2 separate regions of the Homo sapiens genome follow, and region 2 is linked to region 1. A link is a loop called in an ENCODE intact Hi-C map of the cell type or tissue named here. Cell type or tissue: B cell. All regions are shown on one strand. Links, peaks and the distances in the headings refer to the core of each region. The heading gives the core; the rest is flanking DNA.

The links. Hi-C counts contacts between places; a loop is a spot of excess contacts. Peaks named below come from ENCODE experiments on the same cell type or tissue, not always from the same donor. Only the 100,000 strongest peaks of a DNase experiment are listed, where the experiment ranks them.
Region 2: it touches region 1 in a loop (6-fold over the local background); 17 of 110 quality-filtered maps call a loop at or near these places.

Annotation. Positions count from the first base shown.
Region 1 is chr5:77,846,630-77,858,976 of GRCh38, reverse strand. No RefSeq gene overlaps it. Among named protein-coding and RNA genes, the nearest start is that of TBCA, 76 kb to the right of the region's middle. RefSeq lists enhancers at 6,761-7,268, 7,269-7,778, 10,390-11,338, 12,065-12,347, 9,670-12,347. In B cell, for the core only: no CTCF peak of the experiment used is centred there; DNase peaks (open chromatin) are centred at 6,156 and 7,186; H3K4me3 peaks cover 2,524 bases; H3K27ac peaks cover 483 bases.
Region 2 is chr5:77,622,693-77,635,039 of GRCh38, reverse strand. It overlaps OTP (orthopedia homeobox), which reads left to right. Exons shown (of 3, transcript NM_032109.3): 3 at 4,246-6,328. The coding sequence ends at 4,776. OTP-AS1 (OTP antisense RNA 1) reads right to left here and starts at 5,369. Exons shown (of 2, transcript NR_198942.1): 1 at 5,279-5,369; 2 at 580-2,317. RefSeq lists enhancers at 2,115-2,244, 2,347-2,847, 4,331-4,380, 6,138-6,703 and a silencer at 4,551-4,990. In B cell, for the core only: no CTCF peak of the experiment used is centred there; DNase peaks (open chromatin) are centred at 3,849, 4,449, 4,619, 5,709 and 3 weaker places; H3K4me3 peaks cover 2,623 bases; H3K27me3 peaks cover 6,017 bases.

The DNA of each region.
Region 1 (12,347 bases), core at 2,628-10,627:
GACTTGTGTCCCCAAATCCCTTCTGGTTCAACATCTCTAAAGGGAAAATCTCTAATCTAATTTGAGTGGTTGTGGGGATAGAGAGATTGATATTTATTTATTTATTTATTTATTTATTTATTTATTCGTTTATTTTTCGAGATGGAGTTTTGCTCTTGTTGCCCAGGCTGGAGTGCAATGGCGCGATCTCGGCTCACTGCAACCTCCGCCTCCCAGGTTCAAGCGATTCTCCTGCCTCAGCTTCCCAAGTACCTGGGATCACAGGCATATGCCACCGCACCCAGCTAATTTTGTATTTTTAGTAGAGATGAGGTTTCACCATGTTGGCCAGGCTGCTCTGTAACTCCTGACTTCAGGTGATCCACCCACCTGGGCCTCCCAAAGTACTGGGATTATGGGCAAGAGCCACTGCACCCTGCGTAATTGGTCTTTAAAAGACTTTGACCAAGCCTCTTGTTTGCAATCCCTCCTGACACTACCACCTTTAGAGACGCCTACGGTATTTCTAGTTCTTGAACCTCTCCGAGTTTCTGTGAGATGGGTTGCTTTGTTCCTTGTTAATTTCCCCCACTGAGGCTGAAGCTTCAGTTTTGGGCGGTCTGCTAAGTCAGTTACTCTTGGTACTTATGCATTCTAGCTTCCAAAATTTTACTTGCACTTCTCCTCTGCTGTCACCTCCTCTCTTGCTGTCTGCCTGTTTTGATTGGTACCTTCTTTATTACTTTACCATCGTTTCAGAGAATCTTCCATAGAGAGCACAGACAAACACATTTGTTTAATCCACTGTGCGTAATAGGAAGTTTTCCTAGGAAATTTAGATTTGATTTTTAAGGCCTGTTAATCTAAGATCCACCTTGACTAGGTGGGTACGTGGACAGTGACAACCTGGCCCATTCCATATTCTTAACAAGGAGTCTTTCTGATGAGGCTACAGACACAAACGGCTCTTTGATTCCTCTTGCATAACATGATTTGATGGAGATCTAGCAGATCTATCTGTGATGTGACTACTCCAATTCTGAATAAGCGATGCTGTAATACTTCTCATTATATTTCCTGATTTTATCGAAAGGCTCATGTGTCAACAGTTTGAAGATTTTAAACCTGGCCTAATACTTTTAAAATTCTGTGCCTTTTCATAGCTGAGTTGCACCTCACTTACATATGCAGTTATATTTACATAAGTATAATGCTACTTTGGACTGAGTTATAAGAGAGTCCTGTAACATTCTTTATGAAGTCAGTGTCTGTTACCATCAATAATAAGGGGTGTGTGGTATATGCCACCAGATTTGGCCCATGATAAAGAACTTCTGTTACTAACAATTATGGCAGTGGCAGTAGGGATATTGGAGTGGTAGTGGAGGTATTAGGGACATGATCAAGGTGACAGTAATAGCCTGGGCAATAGTGAGACCTTCTTTCTGCATTTTTTTTTAACTAGCTGAGCGTGGTGGCTTGCGCCTGTGGTCCCAGCTATTTGGGGAAGCTGAGGTAGGAGAATCACTCGAGCCTGAGAGGTCAAGGCTGTGGTGAGCTGAGATCACGCCACTGTACTCCAGCCTGGGTGATAAGCAAGACCCTGTCTCAAAACAAACAAACAAACAAAAAAACAGTAATTGAGTGGTCTTTGTAAATTAATTAAATTATCTTTATTTACTTACTACTCTTTAGCTCTTTATTATACAATCTAAAACATTTGGGATAAGCCACCATGAATAAAGTTATGTTCACAATTCTGGGTGCCCATTTGTAGCCTTACCCAAAGAGTGTCAGATGCTAGGAAAACCAGGCCATTACAGTGTGACTAAAAGAGGCCACCACTGTTTTTCATGGTGGTCCCTCCACCCTACAGAACAACCAGGTTTGACTCATATAACTGAAAGTGACAATTATATCACTACAACCATGCCCACTTATCAATCAATCAATATCTATGTTCCAAAGCTTGGTACTGGGGGTTTTGAGGGACACAAAAGGAGAGAGTCCTTTATTCTTGAGGAACTTACCAATAGTACGAGGCAATGTAGGGTGAGCTTCCGTGGGCATGATGGGTTTAATTTAAGAGGGGAACTTAGAATGGAAAGCAATGAAAGGACTGGGACATTCTCATTGTACATTGTCTGTGTCCTAGTCATAGGATTTTTAGTACATGGCATTGTTGTTATTTGCCTACTACATGATGTTATCTCCATTGAGGACATGGGACTTGGTCTCTTCATCTCTGTCTCCCCCGCAATTTGCATATGGATAGTGCCTGGCACATTCGATAAATGTTCATTGAATGAAAGAAAGAATGAATGAGCAAATTCATTGGCAGAGGGTGGTGGTGTTGGGGGCAGGGGTTGGCTACCTCTTTTTTTTTTCTTTTATATATATATATATTTTTTAATTATACTTTAGGTTCTTGGGTACATGTGCACAATGTGAAGGTTTGTTACATATGAATACATGTGCCATGTTGGTGTGCTGCACCCATTAACTCGTCATTTACGTTAGGTATATCTCCTAATGCTATCCCGCACCACTCCCCCCACCCCACAACAGGCCCCGGTGTGTGATGTTCCCCTTCCTGTGTCCAGGTGTTCTTATTGTTCAATTCCCACCTATATGATAAAGGGGATAGGCTACCTCTTAAATAACCTATAGGAAACAGGCAAACAAGACAGGAGGGTGTTCCTGGTGCAAACTGTGATTAAAGTATGCAGGGGGGTGTTCTGAAACAAATCTTGCTGGAATACAGGGCTCAGTGGGTGAGCAGTGGGAGATAAGTTTGGACATGAAGATGAGCCAGATTATTGAAAGACTTGAAAACAGGTTCATAGAGTTTGGACTTTATTCTCTATGAAAGGGTGAGATGTTGGTGTATTTAGCATGCAAGACGAATTTGATGAGAGCAGGGTAATATTAACATTAGCTCGTCTGCCCCAGGCAGAATGAACTGATTAGGCAAGAGACTAGAGCCAGAGCAGATAGTTTAGGAGACTACTGTGATAATCCAAGTGAAAAATGATGATGGCCTCGATGGAATAGTTGGTGATTGAAAAGGAGAGACAGAAAGAGAGGCAATACAAGAAAATCTATAAGAATAACCTATTAAAATGAAAATCCTAAAAAAATTTTGCTGGATAAACCCAAGTTAGGAGGTTTTGTTATCTCATCACTTTCCAGCAGTTTTTGTAGTGTGAAGACTTTTTCAGCATACATTTTTCTGAAAAAAACAGATGAGAAGGGGAGCCCACACATGAAGGCTTCAGCCCAAAATGTTCAGAGTAAGGAACCAAGGAAAGGGTTCCTGTAGAGGGATTGCTATGGCTTTGTTTCCTACAAGCTTCTCCTCTGCTGAGAGGAAGCCCACAAACTGCAGGGAATCTGACTTTCTCCAGGAATGAAAGGCTATGTTTGATCTTGGGGTGGGGACTGGCCTGGGGAGGACAACCATTTCCTGCAGTCTCACAAACCACCGGAATCTTCTTCTCTGTGGATTTAATTAGATCCAATACTTAGTAAACGATCATATTTCCAGCCCTAAACCTTACAAATTGGTCTTGAGCTATATACAATGATGGCGACAAATGTTTCCTGGGGGTTGAGGGTGGGAGGTGGGGGTAGGAAACACACACACACAAAAACCCCACAACAACATTTTTTTCTTTTTCTTTCTTTTTTTTTCTTTTTTCTTTTTTTTTTTTTTGAGACAGAGTCTCACTCTGTCGCCCAGGTTGGAGTGCAGTGGCTCGATCTCACTGCAACCTCTGCCTCCTGGGCTCAAGCGATTTTCCCACCTCAGCCTCCTGAGTAGGTGGAATTACAGGTGTGCACCACCACACCCGGCTAATTTTTGTATTTTTAGTAGAGATGGTTTTTGCCATGTTGGCCAGGCTGCTCCTGAACTCCTGACCTCAAGTGATCTGCCCACCTCGGCCTCCCAAAGTGCTGGGATTACAGATGTGAGCCATCATGCCTGGCCAAGAAAACAATGTTCTGATTTAAAGGAACTGGAGTGGTAGGTTTTTTTCTTTTTTTCCCCCCAATCTTGATTTTCACCAACGTTTTTACTGTGGAGGTTTAGGTCATGTGATTAACCATGTGATTAACTCAGATTTAGACCATTCTGAGAAAGCTTTTGCAGTGGGAATACTGTCCTGTTCATAATAAGCACAACAAAAAACTTACAGATATATTTATATAAAGGAAAAACCAAAATAGGTGTAGGGTAACATTGAAAGCTTAATGCTTGCACAAAAGTCCTCTTTGTTTAAGTTTCTTTTTAAAAATGAACTCACAAAAAAGGTGCAAAAATTAATACTGTGTCCTGGTCCTAAGCTTGAGGCAGATCCTGCATCTTCAATTTAATCTTCTTTTGTGTTCCTTATTCACCCCAGTGATTAGAGGTGGCCTTAAATTTCAGCACTTAAGTGGTGCTTCATGACTTCTTGAACAGGTTAAATAAATAATATCTATATCCCCCAAATTTAACATGACGTGTTGTTAAATGAAGAAGAGAATGAACTATTATCCTTTGTATTTGAAGATTATTCTACTCATGGTGATCACTGATCATGTGTGCAAGCTAGAAAAAGATGTGAATGACCTGCTCCTTTTCATGCTGTAATCGAAGGAGGTCTGGGCTAATTTTCAACTCTGCCCTCAAGATCCTTCTTTACATGTTATCTTAATACTAATGTCACAATAATACTACTACTGCTACTTATAACAATAGTGATCATGATGATGCTGCCACCAACAACAGTATAATAGTAGGAGACTTAATACCCAATATTCTTGTTGGATCTTTTATCAAAATACTGTGATATGGGCAAGGATGTTATTGCCCCTATTTTCCGAACGTTGGACACCGTGGTCATCTGTCTTTTACTGTTCTCAAGAATATTTAAATTAAAATGGAAAAACACCTATTTAATTCACTTTAAATATTAGTAAAATAATATCTTTGCATTGTTCAAATTCTGTCTTAAGTGACTGACTGGTTTTCTTCTATTTGTTTCCATCCTCAAATGATACCTTTCCATCCACAAAAGACTGAACCAAAGACACAGCTCCCATTTTCCTATTCGTTTTTTCATATGGAAGTTTAATGGTGATTTTATTCCAAACCTTGCACAAACATAAATACTGCATTAAAGGAAGATGAATTTATTTTGACCTTTACTGAAAATGCACTGTGAAACAAAGCACTTAAGCATTTATAGCCTGTTAGACACTCACATTACCCACTTCCATGTAGATAAGAAAGTCTTTCCCAGCAAAAGTAATGTTCACAAGCAGAGCAGTTTTACGGGGCACTTAACTGCAAAGCCAGATATTATCATGTTCTTCACTATGAGTCTGTTTTGCTTGGTTTTATGCATCTAAGATCTATAGAAATTAAGGGAGTATCTAAAAATGTTACATTCAAGAATCATAGAGGATGACTTTTTTTGATGGGTTTTGATGAAAATACAGGATATCTGCAACAAAATACTTGGGGAAAAACATTATTTATTAGAAAGGAGATGGAGTGTTTGGGGATTTTGTTTGGTTTCTTTTGAACTAGTTTCTCCCATCTCCCTCCTGTAAAGAAATTGGTGGCATTGTTTCAGTAATTTTTGGTTAAAAGTGGGTTCCACTTCTATTTATAATTATTAACATAACCTGTCCCCTTAAAATAGACCACCCTTTCTTTGCATGGGCAGAAATGAGTATTTTGTGCATTTTATTTTTTGCCATGATCCTTCTCCTTTAGTCATAAGCCTCTGACTGCAGAGCTATTTCCTCCATCTAGATTCTTGTGTCAGAGAGTTGAGATGTTAAACCACAGCAACCATGAAACTTTAAAATCTCTGATGCATGATGAATGGGTGCTGGGCAAAGCAGCTTAAAATCTATGCTTTTGCTTCTCTTTAAACACTTTAAATTGACAGCGCCATAGATCAAACATTTTTACTGAGAGGAGAAGCTTTGGCAATTTAACTTAAACAAGTGCAGAGTTACCATCATCTCAAGACCTCACCCCTCCACAATTACCCCTTCCACCTAGCAGATTGGGTACATTTCTCATTGAGAGCAAGTGTGTGTGTGTGTGTGTGTGTGTGTGTGTGCGCTCGCGCGCGCGCAGTTATGCTACAGGGCAGCGGCCTGTAACCGGGCGGGTATAACACCCCATGCAACTTCCCCCACCGACCCCCATCCCACCCAGTCTCACCCCCAAGGAGGTTAGCCGGGGGATTCCGCCCGCGGCCCGGGACGTCGCGGAGCATGCGCCATGGTCCCGCCTCCGCCCACCGTTACCACAGCCTTCCACCTCCCCTCTCTCCTCATCCTCCTCCTCCTCCTCTCCCTCCCCACCCCCCTCCTGGAGCAGCGAAGTTGGCGCGCTGCCCATTCAGGCGTTCAGCGTCAGCTCCTCAGGGATCAGCAGGCAAAGTCACAGTCTGCACAAACAGAGCTTTCAAATTCATAAAATTCATAGGATTTTTCACAAATGAATGAACACAATTTTCTACCAATTTCCTCATTATGCAAATATGCAAAATATCAAATTTAGGCCAATTAGGGTCCTCCACAGTCCCAAATTCACCCGTTTAAGCCATAATTGCAGAAACTATCAAATAATTACGGTCGCTAATTGGAAATATTTGTGACAGATACAACAAATTCTTGCACAAATTACATTTCATTCGAGGAACCACTGCGCGCCACTGAAATTTTATCGAAGTCTAATTTAACTTACATAATGAGTTGAATTGAGTACTTGTTATCAAATTTGAGCAATTCATAGCCCCGTAATGTGGAATGATCAAATAAATTAAAAGGGAATTTATTCAATATTTTGTTGTGATCCTTTTCTCGGAACCATTGCTATTTTGCAGGGAATTTCCTCCTCCCGCGGCCCGGGGCGGGTGCCTGGTGTCACTGAAGCCCCGGCGGTGCCCGCGGCGGCGGCGCGAGGAGGCTGCGGGTGGCGGGGAGCCGGGAGCCGGGAGCCGGGAGCGAGAGTGCAGAACCCCAGCTCCGAACCGCAGCAGCCTCCGCGCCGCGAGCGACCGGGCTGACGCCCTGTCGGCGTCCAGCTCCGCAAGCCCCGGGCTGTCGGAGGCCCGCTCGGGCCCTTTGCTTTGTTTTCATTAATTGGGTGGAGGGGTCACCGAACACTTCCGGGTGAAGCAAGGGGGAGTCCTAGAAAGGATTTGACTTCTGGAAGTGTAAACACACGCGCGCGCACTTGCACACGCGCCTACACACGCACTTCTCGCGCGTGCACACACGCACACATGCACGCCGCGCACACCCACACCACACACGCACACGCCACATAGACACTTGATCACACGCGCACACGCCACGTGCAGGCACACACATTGTCCCTCTTACACACCCACCACACAGACACACACCCACATACACGCGCGCGCGCGCACGGGACCGCCCGCACCTCGCGCCGGCCTGTAAAAGCCTTGCTGGAGTAGAGCAGAAGCGCGCCCCCTCGGAGTTCCTCTCTCCTGAGCCGGCCTGCCAAGGGTTAACTGCTGGATGGAGGGTCCTGCGATGGTCGCGCGCACAGTGTCCCACGGGCACAGTCACACATAGACACACACATACACACACTCTGGGAGAGGGAACGCGCACTCGCGCTCCCTGGCCTTTGTGTGTGTCCTCGGGAGAGGTCCAACTCCGAGTAATTGAATGGCACTCTAACCAGTAGTCTAAACCCTCCCTGACACGCGAATCCACGCGGCCCCTCTGCACGCATGTCCCTCGCGTGCGGCAAACACACGGGCTGCCGGGATCACCCTCTCCCGAAGGTCAGCCTTGCAGAGAGGGCATTCATTTTCACTTTGCACAGTCGCGCAACACACTCACTAGCACATTTTTTTCCAACTGCCTGTGGCCTCGTTGGCGGGTTATAAATGTCTCCTTCTCCCTGTGATTTGTTTAATCCGTGGAAATGGTGCTGGTCCTATGTAAACAAGCCAAGTGCGGAATGAAGGCAGTCACCCATGCGTGGCCAGCCTGCCTATTTGTCAGAAAACCTTCATAAATACTGAGCTGGGGCTGGGCAAGGATGTGATGTCTCCATTTTTGCCAGGAAAGGGCACGAGGAAGACAAAGCGAGGCACGGCAGCGTGTAACCTTTAAGGGACAGATAGTCTGGGAGCTCGGAGGAAGCTCTTGGGCTAAGTCAATGAGGGAAAATGACGGATGCGGGGCTGACTGCGCGCCTGGCGTCGGCTGGGCGGGAGGAGACAAGGCCCGGGCGTTTTTATACCAGGGAGCACACAGATAAGGGCCACATTGCCTCAGGCCGGGCCCGCGAGCCCGAGGCCTTATGAGGCCTTACGGCTGGGCCAGAGTTGCTTCTTGAGAAGCGAATCTCAGACACCCGCAGGTCTGCAGGCGCACCACCCCTCCTAGTAAACCCGTCCAAATATTTTATTTCCAACCTCACCTGGTTTCATTCAAAGCAAATTCCTGGTGTCCCGGGCAGGTAGACATGGAGCAGAGCTGCGGACCCATCTCTCGATTTGTCAAAACGTCCGTGGGTGACCTGTCCAAGCTCTGTTTGCCCACCCCTAGACTTATGATCCAGCTCCCAAACCTGCGCTTTTTTTTTTAAAGAACAATGCATATGTGGCTAATTACACACTCCTAACAAAAGCAGTAATTACCGCCTGTAATTATCATCGTCCTTATTTAGAAAAAATGTGAGAAAATGTTGAATATTAAAACATGAAAGCAGCTATTAATCAAACCTTTACACCTTCTTTAACTCAGGCGTAATGGTGGGTATTATCATAAATCTACTCTGATAGTAACACAAGAATAATGAGTTCAGTAATGATAGCGATGATGATCATAATGATTTTAACCAACAAAGAATGGTGTAGATTTATTGCTAATAATGTGGTACAGGAACCTCTTTCATTAAAATTACCTATGTGTGTTCTCCTCGCTGGGGTAACCTGCATGTGTGTGTGTGTGTGTCTGTGTGTGTCTGTGTGGGGTGTTGCCACCTTCCTCTGTGGCTAAAGATCAAAGCTGGTTGTTTGCAGCGTATTGACCTCTCTCTGGAAAGCCTTTATCTGAGTCTCTGTCTGGACACAGGGTCCTCCCTTCTCCCCTCAGAAGAATCTAGTTCAGAGACTCTTAGAGGGGTGGAGTGGATGCGGGAGGCCTAGGGCCTGGAGAGAAAGCATTTTGTGGGGCAGGCCTCCTCCTCCAATCTACCCAACTCCTCACCCCTGCACCCTCTCCAGAGAAGGTCACTGTGGGGGAGTGGAGGATGGCATTGGCTATGGTAGATCTTCCAGGTCACAGTCTCAGAAAAGGGGCCGGGTTGGTTTGGGGCTTTGATTGATACAATGAAAAGAGGAGGGGGATAAGGATTCAACCCTTGAGACTCCAGCTTTAAACTTTGTTTTCTCTTCCAAAGTAAAGGGAAGCGCTCCAGGTAGCCTAGGGCCTACGCTTAGAGACCATTAGCCATTCAGAAGCGCGAATGCTAGGGTACTAGCCAGGTGGAAAACACAATAAAGAGAGGGAATGTTCAGTTCACCTGAATGTACTCTTGTTTTTAATGAAATTAACTTGACATTTGTCCTTTGCAAATATTATGAAAATTATCAGTGGAAACCCCTGTTTTAATGTAAACTTTTTTTTAAAAAGACCCCACTTTGGGACATAGTGCTCCATTTCAGTGAGTGGGAGCCCCAGGAGTTCAAACTCCCAAACCTAATTTTGCCTCTGAATTTTCAGTCATAAGCAATTCTCCAAAGCAAATCATAAACTTTTAGGGCTTATGAGGTTTCATAAACAGGAGGCTCTGTGAGCTTGAACTCCCAGAGACCAGTCAGAAAACATAAGTATCCCTCCTGGAGTCCCTGCCCAGGAAAAAGTGTAAATGTAGATATATTTAGTGGGTTTCATAGACTAGTCTGGTTATATTTTCCTAAATGCCAACCTTTCCAATTAACTGTAACATTCTGTCAGTTATGGAGTGTAGAATGCAGTGGTGACATAATTAGGACTTATACATAATAAATAATACATCTATAGTATTTTAGCCTCCACTAGCAGTTATGAGATCAGTGTGTGGGCCAATTAACTAAAGGGGCTTTTTTTAAATGAAGGTACTATAAACACACTGGTTTTAGATGTCCTAATTAGTAACTTGCTCATTAATTAACTTTTTGATTAATTGTGTAGCAATCTAATTTGTAGATGAGCCACTCAAAGAGTGATACCTTGTAATTCTTTTTTCTGTCTTTAAAATTCCCCCGTAAAATGTAATTTTGTATCCAGCTGGCCTCTTAGTTGTGGAAATTCTCTGCTTAAAAGATGCTCTGCTTTTGGTCTAAAACTAAATGTCACTTAATCCTTTCCTATCTGGACAGGACAGTCTGGCTAGAGGCAGAGGGTGAGGAATAGGAGGAGTGAGGTGGGTAGGGGCACAGGCGGGCAGAGTTCTGCTAATAATATGAAGAAGTGGATAAAGGCCGAAAGTACTCTATACATTTAGCCTAAACATAATTCCCCCTACTTTGTAAAGAAAAGAAGAGAGAAAGCACTTATGACTTTCATCATGACCAATTCTCAAATCCAAAAACCATTTTAGGGGAAAAGAAATAATTTTTAAAGAAAACTTATGGTGGCCTCCATACCCCTATCATGGACTAGCCCAGGGGATAATTTAATGCAGTGGACAAAGGGCTAATGGCCGATTTCAATAGGAGCTGCCTCACACTGGAACATCCCGGGGCTGTTCTATTAGCATCAGAAAGGGCGCCAGGCCCTGTTTCCACCAGAGCTATTGTTGCCCGGGTGTGTCGCCAGTCCTATCCTGCAGAAAGCCTTTAGCCCTGATGGCAGATGATTCTCTAAGTGAATAGAGATGAAGGCAGGGATATTAAGTGACTCTATAAAACATCCCGGACACAATTGTGTGATTGATGGAGGACAAAGTGGGAACAGCAGGACACAGGATCCTGGGAGAAGCAGCCTTGTCAATGCGAGAAACCCATCTCTGGAAACAGCTTCTCCTGGAGGAGTTTGCAGTCTATTTGTATGAGTAATCAGCTGGGCCCCCTCTCTGTCAGCCCTGTTTACTCACTGATTTTCTCAACAAGACAACCATTGACACTGGATGGATGGGGCTAATCTGGCGCAGAACTGGCGGCTTCGCAGAGGCTACAGGTCGAAAATAGAGCACGGTGCCAGCTTCACCTCGCCTAATCTAGCAGCTAATATTTATTAGAGCCAATTTATACCGCTGCTCTCTCAAAGAGCAAGGAAGTCCTGGGTGCAATTAATAACATGGGCAATAACCACAGACAAACAAATAAATAAGGGTTTGTGAACTGTTTGGTTGGTTTTAAGGGAGGGTGGGGAGAGGACAGGGTTGGGTTTGCCACCTGGAACTGCAAGGAGAGGAAGTAAAGGTAGCCTTGAAGCCCCTGAAAAGGGGCATTCTCTTTGGCCCCCTCATCCAATCTCAGAGCAACAACTCGGCTGCAAAATGGCTTAGAAACCTGCACAAATGCACGTAATTCCACATTGCATCTAACAGAACTTGTACACAGACACCTGCCCTCGCAGGCAGAGGTGCGAGCGCACACTGCCATTGTTAATATCCAGCTTATGCGCATCCGTACACTGGGCGGAGGGAAACCCAGATCACAAGCCTTGCACTGCACTTAGCAGCCAAGCCCTGCAGCCACCAAGGAGAGTGGCTATCTGGGAGCTACAAACTGGGGAGGTGTGGGAGAAAAGAGAATGAGGATGGGGTACTAGCCGGAGGGACTCCAAGGTCTTGCTTGGAGGCCTCAGGCCCCTCTTCCTAAGATCGATGTTCTAGGATTTGAGAACTGTTTGTACAGATGCTGACAGTTGTTAAGTTTGCAGCGTTTGGATGTTTAACATGATTTTTGCCGGGCCAAGCTGGGGAGAAACAGAAAAAGAGAGTGTGTGTGCTCCCAATGGTGCCTTGTGGGCCTCAAGTGGGTATAAAGTCACGGACAGGCGTACATTGTAAAGGGATGGTAGGAAGCAGCATTGTTCTTAACCGGGAGCCGTTGCAGCGGGGGCTGCTGCACAAGCGCTGACCTCGCCGCAGCCAAGGCCTGCAGACCGCAGCCTGCCAGGAAGGGAGCCCTTTGCCCTCGCGCCCTGGTCTCCCCACTCGCCCTCCCCGACCCCCTCTGGGCAAGCGGGCGCCCGCGCCTTGCTAATTGCTCGGCTCCCTTCATGCACACATCTCCACTAATTTTACATTTCTCATTCTGCGGGTAGCTGGAAAGCGGCTCAGGGAATACGGTTCCTTCTCTTAGCTACCGCATGAATACAGTAAG
Region 2 (12,347 bases), core at 1,333-9,332, 220 kb after region 1:
TAAACTTTATTAGGTCTTCCAAAGGTTAATGACAGTTATTCTTTTAACAGAAAAAGTTGTAAATGAAATAAAATATAAGCTATGTAACAGAAATAGTTATTTTCAAAAAGTACACAAAAGAATGCACAAGAAGAAAGAGACAAAGTACTCTAATTGTTCCAGCATAATGTTCAAGCAAAGATAATAGCTTGAGCCTGCTGATAGACACAATTTAATAGAATGGCAATTTCAATATTTTTAAAAATAATGTTCCATAGTTTAAAAAGTAATCAGATCAACATAACCTTCTTAATTAACTTTTCAAAATGATTAACATTATGTAATGTAATGCAAAAATAATTTATGGAAAATGTATTTACTTCACAATTCACTGTACCATTGCTCCTTGACCAAATTCAAATTAAATAGTAATTGGCTTATGTTCTTATATGATCAATACTTCATAGTTTTCTTTATAGTTAACAGACTGCCACACATTCTTTTCAGTATGTGGGCCACTGCGCTGATTAAAAATTATCTAAACATTTAATTCATTGCAATTGTATATTTTTAAAGATGCTTTTTGATTCTAGACTAAATTATCCAATATACTTATTTTTTATCTTTATTTGGTATATATCACACTTTTAAGTATTTATTAAAGCATCTCTACTCACATGGAGGCCAATTCCATGTCTGATATAGCTCCTCTTTTCTGGCCAGTGTAATAAAACCATTCCTTTTATAGCATGCCATTATTAGAAACCAATTTCAGAATTATTTATAACCTGGAATGGCTTATTAAGCAGCAATGTGAGAATCATGCAAATTATGTGATCAAATGCAATATAATAAGCATAATCATTAGTCTCTAGCATGGATTAATTAACTTTCAATATTTTATTTACATAAAAACCAAATCAGTAAAATAACTTCTGCACAGTCAGGCTTGCCTTTCAATATTTTATATGAACAAAAATAGTGTGCTGTAATTCCATTGACCGTGTCCCCCAGAATGGCCCTGTCACCTGCCACATCTTAATAGGGGGACAAACTGAGAGTATTTTCTAGTTTTCTAATGGAATGAGAAATTGCATTTTCTTCCTCTCCCAGCACTATTAAACTGTAATGAATTCGGCCCAGAGTTCACGGCTGGCTGATCGAAATGAACCTGAGATCTAGGCTTTAATACAGCTCCCCAGATTTCCTCCAAAATCTTCACATTAATCATTTGCTGGATTCCAATGAGATCTTCATAAAGCATTTGCTTCAAGGGGGGAAAAAGTAATATTCTCTCTTTCTCTCCCTCTTTTTTCTATTTCTCAGTCATTTATAGCTGGGGAATTAAACGGGCTATATATTTTAAAATACATTTACAGTATGTCTATATTACTGTAACAGCAGATATCATGAAAGTGGATTTTTAGATTCCAACCTCCATTAGATTCTCACTGTTGTATTAAGCATTTTCCAAGAAGAGCTGCATTTCAAACTGAGTACAAAGTTGGCCCGTGGCTGGGGTTAATATATTTCCTGGAGTTGTCATCTGTGCATTCTAAAAATCTCCCTTAGGTTTTGCCTGCATTTTAATCCGTCATGCTCTAGTTTTCAAGTGGAAACATTCACATTTAAAAAACATATGCATCGTAGCTTGGAACGGAGGTGCTCAGACCCCACGCAGATTTTTTTTCCCAATCCCAGTAAGCCATGAAACATAAAAAAATTTGTAGCCATCATTTGACTACTAACCCTCAAACATAATTGAGCACGATTTTCCGATTATTTCTATAATATTTAGTTCTTTAACAGCTGTTCTTTTCCGCCTGTGCCTGAGCAGATCCTAGATTCAGAAACCATTCTGGTAGTCACATTTTCTATTGAAATTCTACTGGGCAATCCTCCCCCTCTTTCTTTTTTCTGCTCCTTCCCTCACACTCCCTCTCCTCAAACAAACATTTCGGGATTCACTGGCACTTGCAGGTTGTTAGGAACCGGTCTTGATTTTATAAGACACCTTTCAAAACATAATCCCGGTGCGGCGTGTAAGGTGTGGGAACCGTTTAGTCACAGACACCGTCCCGTCTACCTCCCCCGAGTCCAGCCTTGGGTGGGTGCTGCACAGCGACTTTCGGCCTTAGGTCTTCTCGCTGTGCCTTCCTTTCCTCCTGAGAGATGCTCTCCGCCTAAGACCGCTAACAGCTCAATTGGGTCTCATTGATCCCACTCACCATCTAGAGCCCTGTTGCCTCATTAATCCGTTGTGCCACCAGCTCACGGGCTGCAACTGGGAAGAGACGAGACCTGTTTATCCATCGCCGACACTGGGATACGCAGCAATCTGCAAAATGGGGTAGAAACCACAGGAAGAAAGTGGTAGGCGACGGCGCAGGCACGGTAGAAAGGCGAGGGCCGGCCCCAAGCTGGGGGAGTATTCTAGACTGCAACACCGTTCACACTGGTAAGCGTAGAGTGCGTCTACGCTTGCCTGGGCATGAACACACCGCTGAACATTGCTGGCTCACCGAGACCGAGGGCAGGTATGTCCATACCCCTGATACTTTAGCTTGCAGAGTAAACACTAAATAGGTTAGATTAACGGATGCACAACGTTTTTTTCCACGGATATCGTGGTCAAATTGCGTTGGCCAAATTCTAAGAGGAAACTCAGTACCTGGGCTTGTCCTACATCATTTATATTTAGGCACAGTAAACGCCAGATGACCAGATTTTAAACTGCAAGTCTTCCAGGCAGGCTTGCTGGCAAATTATTATTATTATTATTGTCATTTAAAAAGATCACATTCAAATAGGGGGAGATGGGAGTTATCTTGGATTGGCAGCTTATGTGATATCTTTCAGGCAGAACTCTTCTTCTGTGATAGAGGGTTTGACATGCCTAGGCAAATTTGCCTGACAGGGTCTGTAACTCCCGGGCCACTGTTAAAAAAAAAAAAAATAGGAAGGCTGTTTTCATTTGGAGTGTATTTTATCAAACTCATTTCCCTGAAAAAGGACGTTTGGGTTTGTCTGAGCAAAATTAAATTTGATTCATATATCTCGTAGTGAAATGTGACCTCCTTTAATTCATATTGGTCCGAAAATTTGCTTTTAGTTTATAAATGAAATGGGGGCGACTTGAGGGAACTGGAGGCCTTGTTACTTGGGACCCTTGGTAAGTTCCTGAAAGGAATAGACTTTGGCTTGGCGCGGTGGCTCACGTCTGTAATCCTAGCACTTTGGGAGGCCGAGGCGGGTGGATCACGAGGTCAGGAGTTCAAGACCAGCCTGGCCAACATGGTGAAACCCCGTCTCCACTAAAAGTACAAAAATTATCTGGGCATGGTGGCGCGTTTCTGTAATCCTAGCTACTCGGGAGGCTGAGGCAGGAGAATTGCTTCAGCCGGGACCCGGGAAGCGGAGGTTGCAGTGAGCCGAGATCGTGCCACTGCACTCCAACCTGGGCTACAGAGCAAGACTCCGTCTCAAAAAAAAAAAAAAAAAAAAAAAAAGAATAGGGTTGAAGGCTCTTGGGGCAGCAGGTTCCAGCCACTCGTACAGCCCAGACAAAGGTGTCCATAGAGTGGTTTGGGAATGAGGCACGGAGAGTTGTGGCAGTAGCACGAAGCAATATGGGAGGAATCGGAAGTCATGGTGGTGACCCAAACAACACTGTAGCTCAGTGGCGTTCACTTTCCCACGCAGATCACTGTATTAACCTCTCCGCTCTGTCAACCGTAGCGTTAGGGGTTTTCCTTTGTCTTTCGATTTTGAAACTATGTCATCCACAGCCTGTCATCAATTTCCAAATTTCCAGCGTTTCTGAAAATTCTATAGCACATCAGTGTTATAAGGCATGCTATTAAGCTACATGGGTACACGTTTATCTTCATTTGTACACCTGTGGGTCGAACTTTGACACATGCCTGACTGCAGACCTGTGAATCTGTGCAGTGCACAGAATGTGCAGGGGCGTGGTGAAGACTGCACACATTTGGTGTGTTTGCACAGTGCGTAAACTCTTCGGGGCACGAGCTCTTAGGAGCGCAGGACTCCGCGCTTGGTGGGTGCAGGGGGCGCCAGTTGCCAGGAGTTGGTGGGGAGCCACAGTCTCCGGCTGGGTATGGGGGCTTGTCGGGCCTACGGCACTTGTTCCTCCCAGGGCAGAGCGGCTGTATCCGAGGCGGGTTTCTGGGGCTCAAGCCCCAACTCCCCAGCCGCCGGGCCGGCTAATAGCTCCCTGTCTGTCTCCCGCCCCGCCCGCTCCAGGTCTGGTTCCAGAACCGACGCGCCAAGTGGAAGAAGCGCAAAAAGACGACCAACGTGTTCCGTGCGCCCGGCACACTGCTGCCCACGCCAGGCCTGCCTCAGTTCCCGTCGGCTGCCGCCGCCGCTGCCGCCGCCATGGGCGACAGCCTGTGCTCTTTCCACGCCAACGACACCCGCTGGGCGGCGGCCGCCATGCCTGGCGTGTCACAGCTGCCTCTGCCGCCGGCGCTGGGCAGGCAGCAGGCCATGGCGCAGTCGCTGTCCCAGTGCAGCCTGGCGGCCGGTCCGCCGCCCAACTCCATGGGCCTGTCCAACAGCCTGGCGGGTTCCAACGGCGCGGGGCTGCAGTCGCACCTCTACCAGCCCGCCTTCCCCGGCATGGTGCCCGCCTCCCTCCCCGGCCCCAGCAACGTCTCCGGTTCGCCCCAGCTCTGCAGCTCCCCGGACAGCAGCGACGTGTGGCGGGGCACCAGCATCGCCTCCCTCCGCCGCAAGGCGCTAGAGCACACAGTCTCTATGAGCTTCACTTAATGCAGCCGCGCCCCGGCCCGCTCCGCCCCCAGCACCGCCCCGGGGGCCGCCCCGAGGCCCTTCCGGCGCGCACCCGGACCCCGGCGCCCTGCCCCGTCCCGCCCCGGCCTTCGCCCCGTCTCGTTTCGTCCTCGCCTCTCTCCTCCACTCGCTCGGGCTCACCCCAAGCCCCAGCCCGCGAGGCCTCCCCTCCGCCTGATTTCGATCGCCCGCGGTCCCCCGTCTCCCGGCCGCCCCTCTTCCCTTCCCACCCAGCTGCGCCCTCGGCTCGGTCTCCAGCGCCTCAGCCCACCCTTCCCGCCACCCTGGCCTCCCTGCTTGCGCTGGCCGTGCTCGCGCCCTCCTCCTGGCCTTCTGACGGGCGGCGTTCCCACCCACACCTTCGACGCGACGCCTACGACCCCCCTCGCCCGCCGCCTCCCCTCCGGTCCCCTCTTTCCCCACACTTCGCGACCCTCCTCCCGCGCCCGGCAAAAAGTATCCTTCCCGCCATTTTACGTACCAGGGAGTCGACTCAGGATCTGAAATCAGACACCAATGGACTGGTTTGTGGGCAGAAACACACACACTCGCACTCTCGCTCACGCTCAGACGCTACACACGCGCGCGCACAGACACGGTGCACCTAGGTCACACACGGACGTGTTCAAGGGACAGCACAATGTTAGGGATTTTTGTCTTAAAGGAGGACAAGCATTGCTACCAACCGCCTCATCTGAGGGCCCAACTGATATGATTTGATTTATCCTTGTACTCTCCAAGCTCCTGTCTTTCTTTCCTCTCCCACCACGCTACCCTTGCCCAGTCCACCCAGTCACATCCGTGCAGCCCTCTCTTGGCTTGCAAGATAACGCTTTTATTTTTATTTTATCTTATTTTCATTTTCTTAAGCACAACTGTGTGAGAGTGTAGAAGGGAAGGCTTCTCAGGAGGAACGTGACAGTGGATTGGGTGGCTGGAGTAGACTAAAGCAGTCATGTGACGAGGAAGAGGTGATCTGACCCATTTTGATAAGTCTTTATAAGGAAGAATAAAATAAACGTGTAAGCAAAATTTTCTTTTGTAAAAGCAAAAGCCACATCTCTTTTCTGGATCCTTCAGGACTGGGGTTTGTTTGCTTCCTTTTCTGTTTCTGTCTTCTCGCTGCTCTGTGCCCTTGGTTGTTTTGTGGTGGTCCTGTCGTCCCTCGTGCCCCTCGGCCACCTGCTGGCAGCCGATGGGGGCACTCGGACATCTACAACCCTGCAACTTTGTACAGAGAAACACAATCAGCTCTTTCTGCATGTGCTGGTCAAATCCAAACCCAGAGAACAGAAGCGCTTTCTAAGAATGAACAAATATGTGAAATAGGATGTTTTGTGTAGATAAAGCATTCTTGTTACATACTGGTCAATTTGTGATATGTTTTAACTTAATGTCTGTGTTTATTTATGGAATTCGGTTTTCTTAATAAATGTTTGAGCTAATATAAAGCATATTATTTGACTTTTCCGGACAAGTTTATATCAAGTTAAATGTAAATGGATAAAATAAAATCATTTTCAGTATGTGATATAGAGAATGATGGGTTTTGGTGTGACCTTGAACGGCGGGAGGGGTCTCGTGGGGGGAGGGGAGGGGCCGGTCTTGGGAATGGTTATATTCGCGCCAGTTGGAACGCGTGGGCCCTTCGCCCTGCAGTGGGCTTGGGTTCGGTTTCTGGGCTGCAAGGTGAGGTCTCCGCGACGGGGCGGCATGCTGGGGCGCCGCGAGCGCCTCACGCAAGCTCTGAGCCTCCCGAGGTTTCCGGGCCAACCCAGGTTTCCCAGGTGGGACTCCGAGCGTCGCTGTCGGCACGAAACGCAGGGCGCGAGAGTTCCTCAGATGAACGGTGTCCCTGGGGCAGTGGCGCGGAGGGCGCCCCTCGCGGGCTGCGTGCGCGTGATGGGGAGGCCGTGGGTGGGAGGGGACCACAATTCGCACCCTCGGCCTTCAGAGCCTGGAGTTCTGCTCTCCGGCGCCGCCCCAGCCGTGTCTGGCCCCAGGTACGCGGTGGAAGCTAGGCCGCGGCTCTTGCCTCCTCCGGGGCCTAGGCCTCTTTGGGGCCTTCCCTAAGGCCACGGCGCCCCTTCATGTCCCCAGACCCGGGATCCGCTTCAGATACCCGGGACCTCCCAAGTAAGGGACAAACGCGCTTCTCCAGAAGAGGCGTGTCCGGGACGACCAGCACCTACCAGGGCTCCCCCAACCCCGGGGCTGCTCTGGTTTCCTGTCAGGGTCCCTGCTGGCTGCGTACTAACCTCGACTTCAGGCACGTGCTCAGGGGACTGCCCCAAAGGAGTAGGAAAAAAATGCCGTTTCTTCGGTCGGCCGAGGGGAAGGTTTGCGGTGTGTTTTAAACTTGGAGGCAAATCGATATCACAGGCTTCCTTGGGAAGGCTAACCGAAATCAATCTTGTGGTTTGAAATTTAATGGTCATTATAGGCATTGAGAGGGCACCCCTTTTCCCACGGGAAGACTTCTCATTTGGTTGCCTCAGAGTGTAAACCCTAAAAAATACCCTCCTGCTAAAATACAATACAGCTGGGCTACATGTGAATTTGAGGAGCTGTTGTAATCGTTACTCAACTAAGAGAACACAATGGAATCTCCTCAGAGATGAGAACAAAAAGCTATGATTTTTAATGATAAAGTAAATCTGTTCATGTTACCTTAGGAATTTTAATTAGAGGTAAACTGGTGGGTGGGTTCACAGAATATTTCAGTTATACACTTTCCTAAAGACTATTTTTAGTACATTAAAATATTAAAGAAGAGAAAACATGCTCATTTTGAATTTCATACAAGAACGGAACATTTCTGTATTTGAGAACTCATCCAAGAATTCAGCAGCACACAACCACCAAATTTCTAAAATATGAGTTAATGAAAAATACTTTTCCTTGTTTTTGCATTTCATCATATTCTCGCTTGTTTTATGTTAGTGCTTTTTTTTAAAAAAAATTGAAATCGTGGATACTGTAATCTCAAGTCACATTTAAGAGATCAGTACAAATTACGGATTGCTTCACCAGTGCTCATGGAATGTTGTTTACAAGGATGCCAATTTTACAGCTTTTTATGCTGCTATAAAGCATAACTTTATGATGTAGGAATGCAATAAAGGATGCTAAATGGAATCTTTAAAAATTGTATTTCTCAAAGGCAAGGGAAATGGGATCTTTCATTGGAAAAAAATGGGCCAACTCAGAACACTGATGAGAAGTTGCAAATCAACTCAAGTGATAGATGCTTTCAAAGATACTTATATTTCATAATGTAGTGGTTATTTATCAATATTATAGTAAAGTGTACAGAGTTTTTCACTTGGCTTGACTCTGGGCTAATATTTGTTTCTATAGCAATAATAGATTTTTGTATTCAGAATCCTGAACATTTTAAAGTCATATACGCCATTAGGTTAAGGGAAGGCAAGCAGGCCTGAATTGTTAAGGTTGACGGTTTAGCAAAGATAAAAAGAGAAGAATAAGAACCTCAATCACAAGCCTGAAAGATTTCTGCTTTTTGAAGGAGAAAAATCTAACAACAGAATAATGCTTCATACAATTTTTTTACTCATCATTAACAGCAATTCTGACTCAAAATTGTTAAAGATCTAATAATAATTAAGTAAATTTAATAAGGGAATAAAGACAATAAAGTTGAATAATATCAGAACACAAAGTAGTTTAAGTACAACATGCTAGATGTCCTGCCTCTAATAATTGTACTTTTTGCTGAGTAGCCTGTTTGATATTGAATACTGTCACCACATGCTAGCTGGAAACAATCCATTATGATGTAACCATATGATTGATTTATTTTAATATACAAGTTCATCCTTGTATCTTTATTTTTTCCTCAGTATTGGTACTAAATATCATACATGCCATACAAGTGATGGTATAGTAATGATTTTGCACTTAGATTACCTTTTGTTGATGGTGGAGGAAATATGATATGGGAATGCAACCTGCTGAAGATGATGTTAGATACTCAATACAAAACAGCATGCAGAGCAGTTTGGGTAAATCACGGTAGATGTGCATATAGACATGCAGAGGAAATAAAGAGGAAAATTCTAACTTTGGGACAATTTATGTTTGGTGCCCCCAATGACAGCTTTTCCCAAAAATGAAAATGTGTTTTTAATTTATATTGTGGAACTTACATTTAAATTTTTAGGATAAAGAAAAAACTTAGCCCACAAATATGTGTATTCTAGTAATGGCAGTAGTTAACCTGTCAGTTGAAATAATGTAACCTTCCTTTTCTCCTTTTCATGACATAAAGATAATCTCATCTGAGGGCATTTATGTGAAGAAATAACAGCATGGCATGGTGAAACCACTGGCTCATTAATCCTGGCATCTACTTCCTACAGGGTTCCGTGATTAGTTAGATTCATTCACTGGGCATTTCAGAGTTTTTGATTTGTCACCATTGGCTAGGTTCACTGAGTTCAGGCTGAATTGAGCCAGAAGCAATGTTTATTAGTAATTTTGTAGTACAGGCTACCCTAATAATTCAGCCCAAATATCTCATCTGAAAAATATCCATTCACCCTCACTTCTAATGTGGGTTGCAGCTGTGTTCATAGGGAATTGAAAGAACGTCAGTGATTGGGCATGTATTTTCTAAATTATTAATATGATGGCTAATAGCTGTAAACCCATCTTTGTATCCAATGCAGAAATTATGACTTATTTTAAAAATGAAAGCTGCAACAAAGAGGGGCACCTCCTGCCCGGCTTTCTGCTAAGTCTCCTCAGTGCAGAGCTTTTGGTATAGGAACCATGGCCGATTTAGCATGTGGTCATTACAGAGAGACACAGAACAATGCCTTTGGCTTTTTTTAATGTGTACACTATCAAAACAAGGCATGGATTTAGAAGACTTACTAAAACGTGCCATTAAGGAGTTTTGGGTATGAGCTGTGTACAGAGTTTTTCACTTGACCTGACAAAAAAGAGCCATCTTTTGATTTTGATGATGGCATACATGCCATACAAGTGATGGCATGGGGACCGCAGTTCACACCCTCGGCCTTCCAAGCCCTGCGCTCATAAGTTGTTTGTCTTTAAGCAGGCATAATTAGTTGTTATTACCGTTAAGCTGCATCTTCCATCCACGTGATGAAATATCCCATATATCTCAGTTTCCATCTTCAGACCCATTTTATTTGAGTTACACTTGTTGCAGTTGCTCACGCTGCCACAATCCCTCTCAGTTCTGTGTTGAAGTAATTCACAAGTACCAGGAAATATATAATTAACCCACATGACATATATAGTATATGTTCTTTGCATCTTTCACTGAACTGTCATAAGACTTTATATACTTTTGTTCCTAGTCTTTATTGAATCTATTAAAGATAAACTCAAGGTCAGATTAAGAACTGTAGATGCTTTTTAACATGGAAAAGATTATATGTGATTTTTATGAAATTAAAAATAAAAATATTAAATTATAAAACAAAACATAGATATACTGAAATTAAAATAAGTTCTTTTTAGATTTGCTAATTGCACAATTCTGAATGAGTTAAGTGAAGCTGAACTGGTCTTTTTGCTACCCTTGCTTTATTAATTATCTTAGTCTATTATCTTAATGCTTAGGTACTCCAACATTGATTTCAAAAATAACATTTTTAGAGAGTGTTATTTCATTACTTTCCCTCCAGTACCTTACATTTGAACTCCATTTTTTAGTTGACACAGCTCATTATCTCATTTAACTCATGGCACCATTATGAAGTAGATATTTTAACCCTTGTTGTATAGAGGAAGAAATTGAGAGTCATGAAGGCTAAGTAACTTGCCAAAGGTCATATCCCTAGTAAGTGGCAGAGATCATTCTTTAAGTTACATTTTCAGGTCATTAAGCATTACCCTTGTGTATGTAACATATAGACATTTCCCCTACTGTTAAAATATTTTCGGGGAATAAAACGAAATATCTTTACTTAGAAATTTAACAGTCCACCCTTGTAATTTAAACAAGAGATACTTTGATAGGACATGATAACTGCATCAAAATAACACATGGTTTCAAGAGTCTAGAAACACTCCTGTCCTACGGAACCTCACCCTCTTTCCAGAGGTTAATTCAAGATATTTCAGCCACCGAGAAGGCTCTTAATCCGGTGAGAAATCTTTATCAATGAAGTCATCTTCTTGTGACACAAGCTCTGAGCTGAGGTGGCAATAAACTTGTCAAATAGCCCTAGGAGTACTTTGAAAGGTGTGGCATTGTAGATGGACAGGGGAAGGGAGAGGATCCTTGGGTCTTTTGGTGCTTTTCTTGTCTGTCCCTGCAAGATTTTACAGGGAGATACTTTGATGTTGCTTCTGTATGTTATTAAAAGAATTACAACTCAGCATAAACTGCATGTCCTTTTTCTGGCCTCCATATATTAGGAATCCATTGCCAAACATAGATCATAAAATCTTAGCATTTGAAGGGACCTTGAAATCGTCTCATTCAAATTTCTTGACCACAGTTGTCCCTTTTTTATTTCTCACCAAGTGGACTTGTGGGCTCTGTTTGAATGAAAGGTAGATGTCTTTTACTGGCCTGCCAGAGTTCTTCCTTTCATTGAGCCTAGTCTGTCTTTTGTCTCCTAGTTCTTTCTTCCGTAGTCTTACCTCAGGAAGGACTTTCTGTCACAGCTCTTACTACTGAAATGATTTTTCTTTTTAGTCTTCTTTTGTTAATATCAGTCAGTGTAATACCCCTAGGCTATGCTATGGTACCAGATAAAATTCATCTCTGGCTTAACACAACCAGGGATTTTTTTTTTCTTGCTCACACAAATGTGACTGTGAGTAAAGTAAATCTCTAGGAGAGCTCTTCTTCATGTGGTGACCCAGTGATCCAAGCAGGTTTCATGTTGTTACTTAATCACCCCATTATGGGGTTTCCACGGTCTTTGTGGGAGGAAGAAAAAACTAGAAGTTTAAACTGGTTCTTTATGCTTTGGTCCAGAAACTTCTACTCATGGTCCAGTACCTAAGAAATTATTATAAGGCTTCCCCTAATTGCAAGAGGACTGGCAAATGTGGAACACATGAATAGCCAGTGAATAGAACATATCTCTGCCATAATCTTATTTTCTCAGTGATAAACACTCTTAGTTTTCTCATTTAACATGTTTTTCCTACTTATATATGTCAACAGTTTTTTTGTGCTTGTTGGCAAAGCCTGTAGGTGGGGGTACCAGAGAAATATATAACATCCAAGCTCTTCAAGGAGCTTATCATATAATTGGAGAGACAAGACAAATATACTTTAAAAAGAAAATCGTACAAGTCAATTTATAATGGATTGATCAAGTGCTAAGTACTCTGATCTATATCTCAGATGCAATGGAAACTCAGAGAAGCAGGAGATCATTGTGGGTAGAATTCCTGGCCAGGCTTCCTGGAGGAGCTGGGTCTTATAGGATAACAAGGTCATCCTTTAGGATTTTATTCTCCACTTTTGTTTTATTCTGTTGGAATTATTTTGACCTTTCCTTGTGGCTCTTATTTTCAGATCTATAAAGTATGTT